Regions from separate parts of the Homo sapiens genome. Here region 2 is linked to region 1. Evidence: chromatin contacts called from ENCODE Hi-C data. All regions are on one chromosome and are shown on one strand. Each heading gives the region's core, a stretch centred on a gene start or an enhancer-like site at or near the end of the contact. The rest is flanking DNA. Distances are from core to core; before and after follow the strand shown. Region 1 holds the start of PPP1R3G (protein phosphatase 1 regulatory subunit 3G). Region 2 overlaps LYRM4 (LYR motif containing 4).

Evidence for each region. Hi-C counts contacts between places; a loop is a spot of excess contacts on that map. Pooled maps may share reads with other maps.
Region 2: a loop to region 1 is called in a map of heart left ventricle, with 2.0 times the contacts of the local background. The contact joins the enhancer-like site here to the promoter of PPP1R3G in region 1. A Hi-C loop is called at or near these places in 3 of 168 maps with a recorded cell type or tissue (ascending aorta, cardiac septum and heart left ventricle) and 8 of 50 pooled maps.

The regions. Positions count from the first base shown.
Region 1 is chr6:5,083,435-5,087,656 of GRCh38, forward strand. PPP1R3G (protein phosphatase 1 regulatory subunit 3G) reads left to right here and starts at 1,907. Exons shown (of 1, transcript NM_001145115.3): 1 at 1,907-4,222. The coding sequence starts at 2,052. The coding sequence ends at 3,128. All of the region lies in intron 3 of LYRM4-AS1 (LYRM4 antisense RNA 1), which reads left to right. It also overlaps a transcript of LYRM4 not described here. RefSeq lists silencers at 889-958, 989-1,268, 1,679-1,858, 2,109-2,208, 2,349-2,398 and 1 more and an enhancer at 2,189-2,878.
Region 2 is chr6:5,203,965-5,208,246 of GRCh38, forward strand. All of the region lies in intron 2 of LYRM4 (LYR motif containing 4), which reads right to left. All of the region lies in intron 3 of LYRM4-AS1 (LYRM4 antisense RNA 1), which reads left to right. Among named protein-coding and RNA genes, the nearest start is that of LYRM4, 55 kb to the right of the region's middle. Within about 2 kb of position 2,352, at least 26 of the 41 ENCODE cell types and tissues checked have a DNase peak (open chromatin) inside an H3K27ac peak, as active enhancers do; they include ascending aorta and heart left ventricle, where a contact is called at or near this core.

The DNA.
Region 1 (4,222 bases), core at 657-3,156:
GGCATAAAATGACCAGCAAGAGTCCAGCAAGGGGACCGGCAGGGCCCCCTTTACAGGACATCACTCCCAGCCCAGGCTTAGTAGTGATGGGGGAAATGTTTCCTCTAAGCTGCCTGGCTTCAAATCCCATGAAAGCCACCCTGTGGGGCCTTGGCGATGAGAAATCTTTCTGCAGTGTTGTGTCCTATATGTAGGCAGGAATGATGTGATTCCTATTTCATGGACAGGACATCCTGTAGGTGCTCAGTCAATCAATGTAAGCTCTTAACACGCTCCTCACCCACCATCTCTTTTGCCTGCCCTCTGCCAACATGGCTAAAACCCTGGCCCCTTTCAGTTCTGCCAAACCATGACATGTTTTAGTTATGAAGCCCCAATTAATTACGTTTCTTAATTAGTGGTTCTGTTTCTAGAATCCCCAACTTTCTATATAAGTAACTGAATACACATCCACATAGGTTTAAATACGGTCCCCAGAGCCCAGCATCAGCATCCCCTTGTTAGAAATACTTCCAGGCCCCAGCCCAAGCCCACTGAGTCACAAACGCTAGGGAGCTGGGAGCAGTGGGGGGCGCCTGTAATCCCAGCTACCTTAGAGGCTGAGGCGGGAGGACTGCTTGAGGCCGGGAATTTGAGACCAACCTGGGCAGCATAGCAAGACCCCTATCTCGAAAAAGTTAGAAAGAAGGAAACTCTGGGAGTGGGGCCCTGTGATGTGACAACGGGCCCCCGAGTGATGTCCGTGCATGCTGAAGTAGAATCACTGACTTAGATGGCCCTCAGGGTGGCCTTAAAACCAAAACAAGAAAAACACCACTTTTAGACGTTCCCCCAATCCCTAGGTACCACGACGCGCTTCCCCACCCCTCCCCGGCCTCAGGTTCGGGCCTTGGCCCCTGGCAAGGCCGGAGCAGCAGGGCGGTGACAGCGCAGTCCGGCGCGGGCCACGCCCCCACTCCCGGTGGGCGGGGAGGGTGCTTGGGGCGCTGGCGTCCGGTTGCGGTGGGAGGTGGTGCGTGCCGCGTGGGCGCCGGCCCCACGGGGCCCCCTCTCCGCCCTCCCTGCGGGATCCCGGGGCGCGGACTCGCGGGCGCGTCGGGCGGGACAGGGGGAGGGGCGGGACGTGCTCCCGGGCCTGGCGCGAATGGCCTCCGGCCGCTCTCGGCTGCGGGCCATGGCCGCTCCCCGGCGCGTCCCCACACGGTCCCCGCCCCAGTCTGGCCGCAGCCCACCCCGCGCCGCCACTGGGCAGATGGGGGCGGCGGCTCCTGCCTCCCGGCTTTCGGAAGAGCAGAGCGGAGCGCGCCTGACCGAGTCAGGCTTCCGAGTGGGATTGGAACCCGGGGCGCCCTGAAGTTTGGGGAAAGCAGGAGCAGAAGGGAAGGGATGCGCTCCCCGCTCTCCGGCGGCGCGGAATGGGCCTCCTTCCAGCCTCTGCGTAGGCAAGATTTCCCCAGTTGCGCGCTGCACCGGGGACTCCCCAGCCCGTGAGGCAGCCAAGAGGAGAGCGCTCAGTGACCCTCTGGGGGCAGAGCCGTCAGGCCAAGTTCATGGGCAGGAAGACTTTGTGCACGTGGGGGTCTCTGAAGGTTGAGCGCGAGCTCTGCACCCCCACTTCGAGGCACTCAAGAAGCGGAACAGACGCGAGCCCCGCCGGGGGTGCGGGTGAGGGCTGCAGGGAGCCCGCGAACGACAGAAAGTCGCCCCCCGCATTCCACCGGAGCACTCGGGAACACGGCTTCCAGGTGTCCCAGCGGCCGCGCCTCCCCGCCCCCGGCCCTCCCCCGTCGCGGGCAGGTTCAACCGGGAGGCGGCGTGGCCCCGGAGCCGGCCCCAGGCCCGCATCCTCCTCCCACTTCGCCCTGGGCAGCCGCAGCTAAAAGCCGGAGGCTCCAAAGTGGAACTACGTTGTCTTGTCGAGCCTGGGGCGACTCGCCTCGGGGAGGGCGAGCCTGAACTGCAGCCCTGCGCTCCTTCCACGGCCCGAGGAGTTAGTTAAGTCTCCAGAGGGGCCCGGTTCGGCCCGAGCAAGTCCAGGGGCGAACGGCGTCATGGAGCCCATAGGGGCGCGGCTAAGTTTGGAGGCGCCGGGACCAGCGCCCTTCCGAGAGGCCCCGCCGGCCGAGGAGCTGCCCGCCCCGGTGGTCCCCTGTGTGCAGGGTGGCGGCGACGGCGGTGGCGCTTCGGAGACCCCGAGTCCTGACGCTCAGCTAGGGGATAGGCCCCTGTCCCCGAAGGAAGAGGCCGCCCCCCAGGAGCAGGAGGAGCTGCTGGAATGCCGCCGCCGCTGCCGCGCGCGCTCCTTTTCCTTGCCCGCCGACCCCATCTTGCAGGCGGCCAAGTTCCTGCAGCAGCAGCAGCAACAGGCGGTGGCACTGGGCGGCGAGGGGGCGGAGGACGCACAGCTCGGCCCGGGCGGCTGCTGCGCCAAGTGCAAGAAGCGGGTGCAGTTCGCGGACACGCTGGGGCTAAGCCTGGCCAGCGTGAAGCACTTCAGCGAGGCGGAGGAGCCGCAGGTGCCGCCCGCCGTGCTCTCGCGCCTCCGAAGCTTCCCTATGCGTGCCGAGGACCTGGAGCAGCTCGGGGGGCTGCTGGCCGCGGCGGCAGTGGCCGCGCCCCTTTCAGCGCCGCCTTCCCGGCTCCGGCCGCTCTTCCAGCTCCCGGGGCCGAGCGCCGCGGCCGAGCGTCTGCAGCGGCAGCGCGTGTGCCTGGAGCGCGTGCAGTGCTCGACGGCCTCGGGCGCTGAGGTGAAGGGCTCCGGCCGGGTGCTCAGCTGCCCTGGGCCCAGGGCCGTGACCGTGCGCTACACCTTTACCGAGTGGCGCTCCTTCCTGGACGTGCCGGCTGAGCTGCAGCCCGAGCCGCTGGAGCCACAGCAGCCAGAGGCACCGTCTGGGGCCTCCGAGCCAGGGTCCGGGGATGCCAAGAAAGAGCCAGGCGCCGAGTGCTTCCACTTCTCGCTGTGCCTGCCCCCGGGCCTGCAGCCTGAGGACGAAGAGGACGCCGACGAGCGCGGCGTCGCGGTCCACTTCGCTGTCTGCTACCGCTGCGCGCAGGGCGAGTACTGGGACAACAACGCGGGCGCCAACTACACGCTGCGCTACGCGCGCCCTGCGGACGCGCTCTGAGCCTGGAGAGTTTCGAAGAGCCGTGGGGCGGGGTTGATTAGCACGTGGAGCTCGGGCTGCCGCCTCAAGGAACTTGCTGGGACGCTTTGCTGAGCGTGGCGAGTCTGGCGTGAGGGGCGCGTGGAGGGAAAGGAGGGAGACTTTGAACCGTCGACTCGCACCCCCGCAGACAAGTGAGCGAGCTTAGAGAGCCCGGGCAATGCTCCGAAAGCCTCTGACCTCAGTCTTCTCGTCCGTTTGACCTTCCTACAAGGCCTCTAGAATTCCCAGCCTGCGTCAGAATAGGAAGAAACTTCCAAGGCCCGGAGCAGCTGCCTCCAAGAAAAAGGCTCCCAACTCCCGGGCATGGTTCTAAGGCCTTGGGATTGGTTTTTAACTCTAAATATCATATTGTAGCCCTTGCAGTTTGCTGGAGACCCCTAGGGAAAGAACAAAGCGTCCTGCCACGGTGCACCAGAGGAAGGTGCCACGGACTGTGGGTGCACGCGTGGGACCTTTACACCCCAACCTATTTCTCAGAGAAAACCCTTCGGGGCTGGGCCAGGCCACCCTTTTCTTTTGACTGAGATGTGGGTAATGTGTGCCCAGACTTGACGTTGTTTATTGTGCGACATTGTGTACAAATGTCCTTTATAAAAGTAAAGGCCACTCGCACCCCCTTTTACGCTGTACTCTGAATTTTGGCTTTCGTGAGTTTGGGGAGGCATTGGCAGTCGGCCGATCTTTGTCAGCTGATGATGTGCGCACTTTAACAATCCTTAAACAACAGCCTACAAATTCCTCCCCTTCGTTCCTTCCTCTCTACTGCGAAAGGGCCCAAACTTCCCATGTGCTTTAAAATGTTCTGTAGAAAGTGTTCCGTCCCCCTCCGAATTAAGACGTTTGGTGAATTGAAATGCCAGTCCTCGGGCAGGCCCTGGCTGTGATCTGCGAGAGCCGGGCACGCACGCCCCGGCGCCCTTTGTGTAGGCAGAGCACACTGTTAGGAGACTTGCCGGGCCATTAGCAGTCAGAGAAGCTGGGCCCTTTTAGTCGCTGGACTGCCAGCGCAGGGGATGGGGGATGGGAAAGTGGCTTTCTGTTCCTCTCAGAGC
Region 2 (4,282 bases), core at 1,102-3,601, 120 kb after region 1:
TTACTGAACACTTATCATGGGCCCAGCGCTGTGCTGTGTGCCTCACAAACATTGTCAGTCTCCTTCACACCCCTAGGAAGGGCAGACAATTATGCCTATTTTACAGAAGAGAAAGAGTCCCACAGAAAGTCATTTGCCTAAACTCATAAAGCTTGGGAGTGATAGCCAGGACTTGAAACCACTCCTGTTGTACTCCTGGGCCTGTGCCTTCATGCCTTCCCGTGGGGCACCAGGGAAAATAAAAGAGTTCCACAGTCTCCTTTCATCCTGCTGGAACTTACCTCATGGATCACCTTTTCTTTTCAACTGACTCTGGGGGTGGGCTGGGGGACAGGGGAATACTCTAGTTTCCTTGGCTTCTTTTCTGGAAAGGGATATGCCCACTTCCTCAAGTAAAGGAGGAGTTTTAGTCTGAGTGTTTGTTAGTTAAGGATAACAGGACTCACTGGTGTGAAAGAAAAGCAGAATCGAAGGACCCCAAACTCATGATGCCAAAGGGAAAGGGAAGCTTGGGAAGTGAGTCACACAAAAACTGCCTTCCTTCTGCTCCCAAACAGGTAACTGACTTCTCCCTCCCTCTCTTCCCATGTGAAATGCAGACTCACTGAGCGCTAGTCAGAGCCTCACAAGGAAGGAACCACTTGCCTCACTGCTTACCCTCTCTCCTTTTTTTCCCTTTCCTCTCCTGCATGCTCTTTCCCCTTTCAACACTGAAGTTCCCAAAACCCTCTTTCAAAAAAGCACAGATGACAGATCCTCCCGTGACTTGTGTTTCTTTTTCCCGGGTGCATCCTCAACCTTGGCCAAATAAACCTCTATCGATTGAGATCTGCCTCGGTCACTTTTTGCTTTACACTGATCAGCAGCTTTGCTGTTTCCACAGGGTGCTAGTGCACATCATCTCACTTTGTCTATTCGCAAAGATGCTAAGTGGTGCACAGGGTAGGTGAAGACTTCTGGCCAGAAAGCAAGTCAGAGTCTGGACTGGAACCATCCTTCTGAGTTTCAGCGGAACTCCCTACGTTTTCCTACCAAGCCAGCTTGGCCTTATTATATTAGGCATTAATGGAGTGCTTTCTGCATCAACAAGGCACTGGGGATCACAGTGAATAAGAACAACGCTAATCCTCTGGAAGCTCACAGGGTAGGGACAGGATGACTTATTAAAATGCCATTCTAAAACAATGTGATCATGCTATTAAGCAAAGTCACAATAAAGTGTGTTGTTGGTCCAGAGAACAATGAGATTGCAGCAGGAAGAAAGGGGCAGGAAGGTCACTGAAGGCCTTCCCTAGGGGAGGAGGTGAATGCAGACACAAGTGCACTGGGTGTGCTGTGTGCCTCGTGCTGTGCTAGGTCCCAAGGACATGGAAGGCCCAGCCCTCCGGCATCCTGCAATCTGGCTGGAGAGAGACTCATGGTTACAAATCAACTGGAATACTGCAGAGGCTGGCCATAAAATACGACTATCGGGGGACAGGCTGAACACAGTACAGAAATAGACAGGAGCAAGCCATTTTCCGAGTGGTTCCCTGAACTGCCAGGGAGAGAAAAAAGTATGGTCAATGTCTTATAAAAAAAAACAGGCTGAGTTTCAAAAATTATTTCCAGTAGGAAAAATACTTTAATATTACAAAAAACATGAACAGCTATACAGACAGCAGTGAGCTTCAAATAATAGCTGATACTTATTTTTTAAAAAACAAAACACTAAGTTTGGCTCTGCTAAAATAGAACCTGGTTCAAAGCAAGAGGAAAATTTATTTTTGCTATTTTTACCAGCTCCCCCTTCTCCACCTCACTCCTTCTCAGAAGCTCTGATGAGTTCCAGGGAGGGAAACCTCATTCGTAAATGAGATATCTATAACCTATCACCTGTAGGAAAAGGCAGGTTCTCTTTTCCAGGTCACAGTACCCCAGAAATCACCATGATCCATGCAACACTCCTGCCATTGCTGGGTGTCAAAAGCTTTCACAAAGTGCAGCTCCAGGCTTTTCTCAAACAGGCCCCGCTGCTGGAGCCGACCGTGAAGAACCAGCATTACATAACTCAGCATTACATCATCCAGTTACTCCCCCATGTGCAAGAAAACACACTTGCTGGGAGATCTGGGCAGTCAGGCTTTCCCTTTATAGTCAGTTCAGTCAATAGAGAGGGTCAGTGACATAGCTCACCCTTGGTCAAAATCCAGCATTCACCAGGGTGTTTCTGGGACTTGGCAATCATTAGCATTTATTTTCAGAACCAGAAAATGTCAGGCATGAAAGGGACCTTAGAGATACACTGAGCAATCCTCTTTATCCACAGGAGGAAGCTGGCCTATGAGGGTTGGCTGCCAGCCAGTGGGGGGTGGGAGCAGAACCTAGGTCTCCTGGCTCGCTGGGCCAACAATCAGTGAGTATTTATTGGGCCCCCATGGCCTAGCTATCTCTGTGTGTAATTCCGAAATGCACTCACTTATCAGTGGAGTGGAATAGTCTAATGAAAGAAACCCCAAGGATCTCAACAAGGCAGTTAAATTTAGGTTGTAACAATAGAGCCAATTCCTGAAAAAATTCTTGTGCTATAAGGGATCTTGGAAACCAATATGCTCAAATTCTTACTTTCTACAGGTGAGGCCTAGAGGTGAGGACTTCATGGTGATGCTATCACTAACTTGTGACAGACTTTGAAGGGGAATCCTTATGACTTCAGGGTTGGTGCTATTTTTACTCCATTGAAGAGGCGGGAGGAGTGGGGAGAAGAGAAGTGCTTCTTAGACTGGATGAAATGGAAATGTTTGGGGAAAAGAAAGTAAGTAAAATACTGATTTAATTCCACACTAGCATTATTTAATCAAACTAAGGGCATTCTGGTACCACATTTTAGAGAATTCTTAGCGCCTTTTCAGTATTCATAACTGACCAATCCATGTAACTGACCAATCCATGAAATCGCAGCTTCATTACCAGACTAGGGAAGATATACAATTTCTGACAGATAGCTTGGCTCTGGTATTTCAAAAACACATTGAGTACAAAACTAGAATGGTGCTCCTTCGCCTTTAGTAGAAACACTGAGTGATGACATGACTTTAGACAGAGTCAATACCACGACCAAGGATAGACAGCTACTGAGTAAGTGTTATTAGGATTTAAATTTAGGTGTACCTTGCTCAAAACCTCTTCTCTTACTCACCACTCCTATTATATCTCAGGGAGGAAAAAGCCACGCCGTTTTTTAGACTGATAGATGTATAATTAGGAGAGATCTTCCCAACAGCACTGATGAAATGAGCTGTCACATATACACAGGTGAAATCCATCCAGTCCGAAAAGAAAATTCAGCTGCAGCTATCAAGGGCTCAGGAAATGAGTGCACACCCTCATATACACAGCAGGCAAGGGCTCAGAAAATGAGTGCACGCCCTCATATACACAGCAGGCAAGGGGCCATCACCTCCCTGCACCACAGAGGGTGCAACACAGAAATACAAATTAACACAAACAAGGGGGAGCCCCTTGGATTGTCTTTCCTAAAAGATGTGACACTGTTCCTTTGTCATCTTGGGAGAAGGTCTTCTGCATAAGCAGGACTGGAGTCAACTTTGATTACTTGAAAGGACAAGACAAGCAGTGAGGCATCAAAAAGTTTCCACTTAAGGGTACTTCAGTGATAGCTTGTCTGGAAAAGCACAATTGGAGCTGTAGCCTTCAGATCTATGGGGAAATTCTGAGCAAATACTTCTTAAATAAGGTGGTTGAACTTTCACATTTTCGGAGTGTAGTTTTCGTATTTATTTTCTTTTGACGGCAGAGAGAGAGAGAGTTTTCTGATATGTGATAAAGGAGCCTGGCCTCTAGGGATCAAGCTATTCATGAGCCTACAGAGGGTAAGCTGTTACCTTCTAACAAGAGCTCTAAATGAACAATTAGAAAAAGGAAACATGCATCTTGCCACTGTCTTTCATCTTCAATGTCTTGTCTCCTTCTGTCAAGATAAGGCCACCCATAATCTGATCCCTCTTCTGAGAGCTGGCTAACAAGTGAGAGTGCAGGTGGGCCCAACATTCTCCTAATTGTGTGTCCTTGGGAGAATTACCCCAGCATGTCAGGTCAGAATTTCCTCACCTAAAAAAATGAGGATAAGAGTTCCTTTCTCTTAGGAGACACTGAGACAACGTATTCAAAGTGTGGAGTACAGTGTGTGGTGCACAGTGTGTGTGTAAGGAAGCAGCACTGACAAGCACACATCATCACTGCTGCCACCACCATCATAAACTTGACTCTTTACAGATGTGGT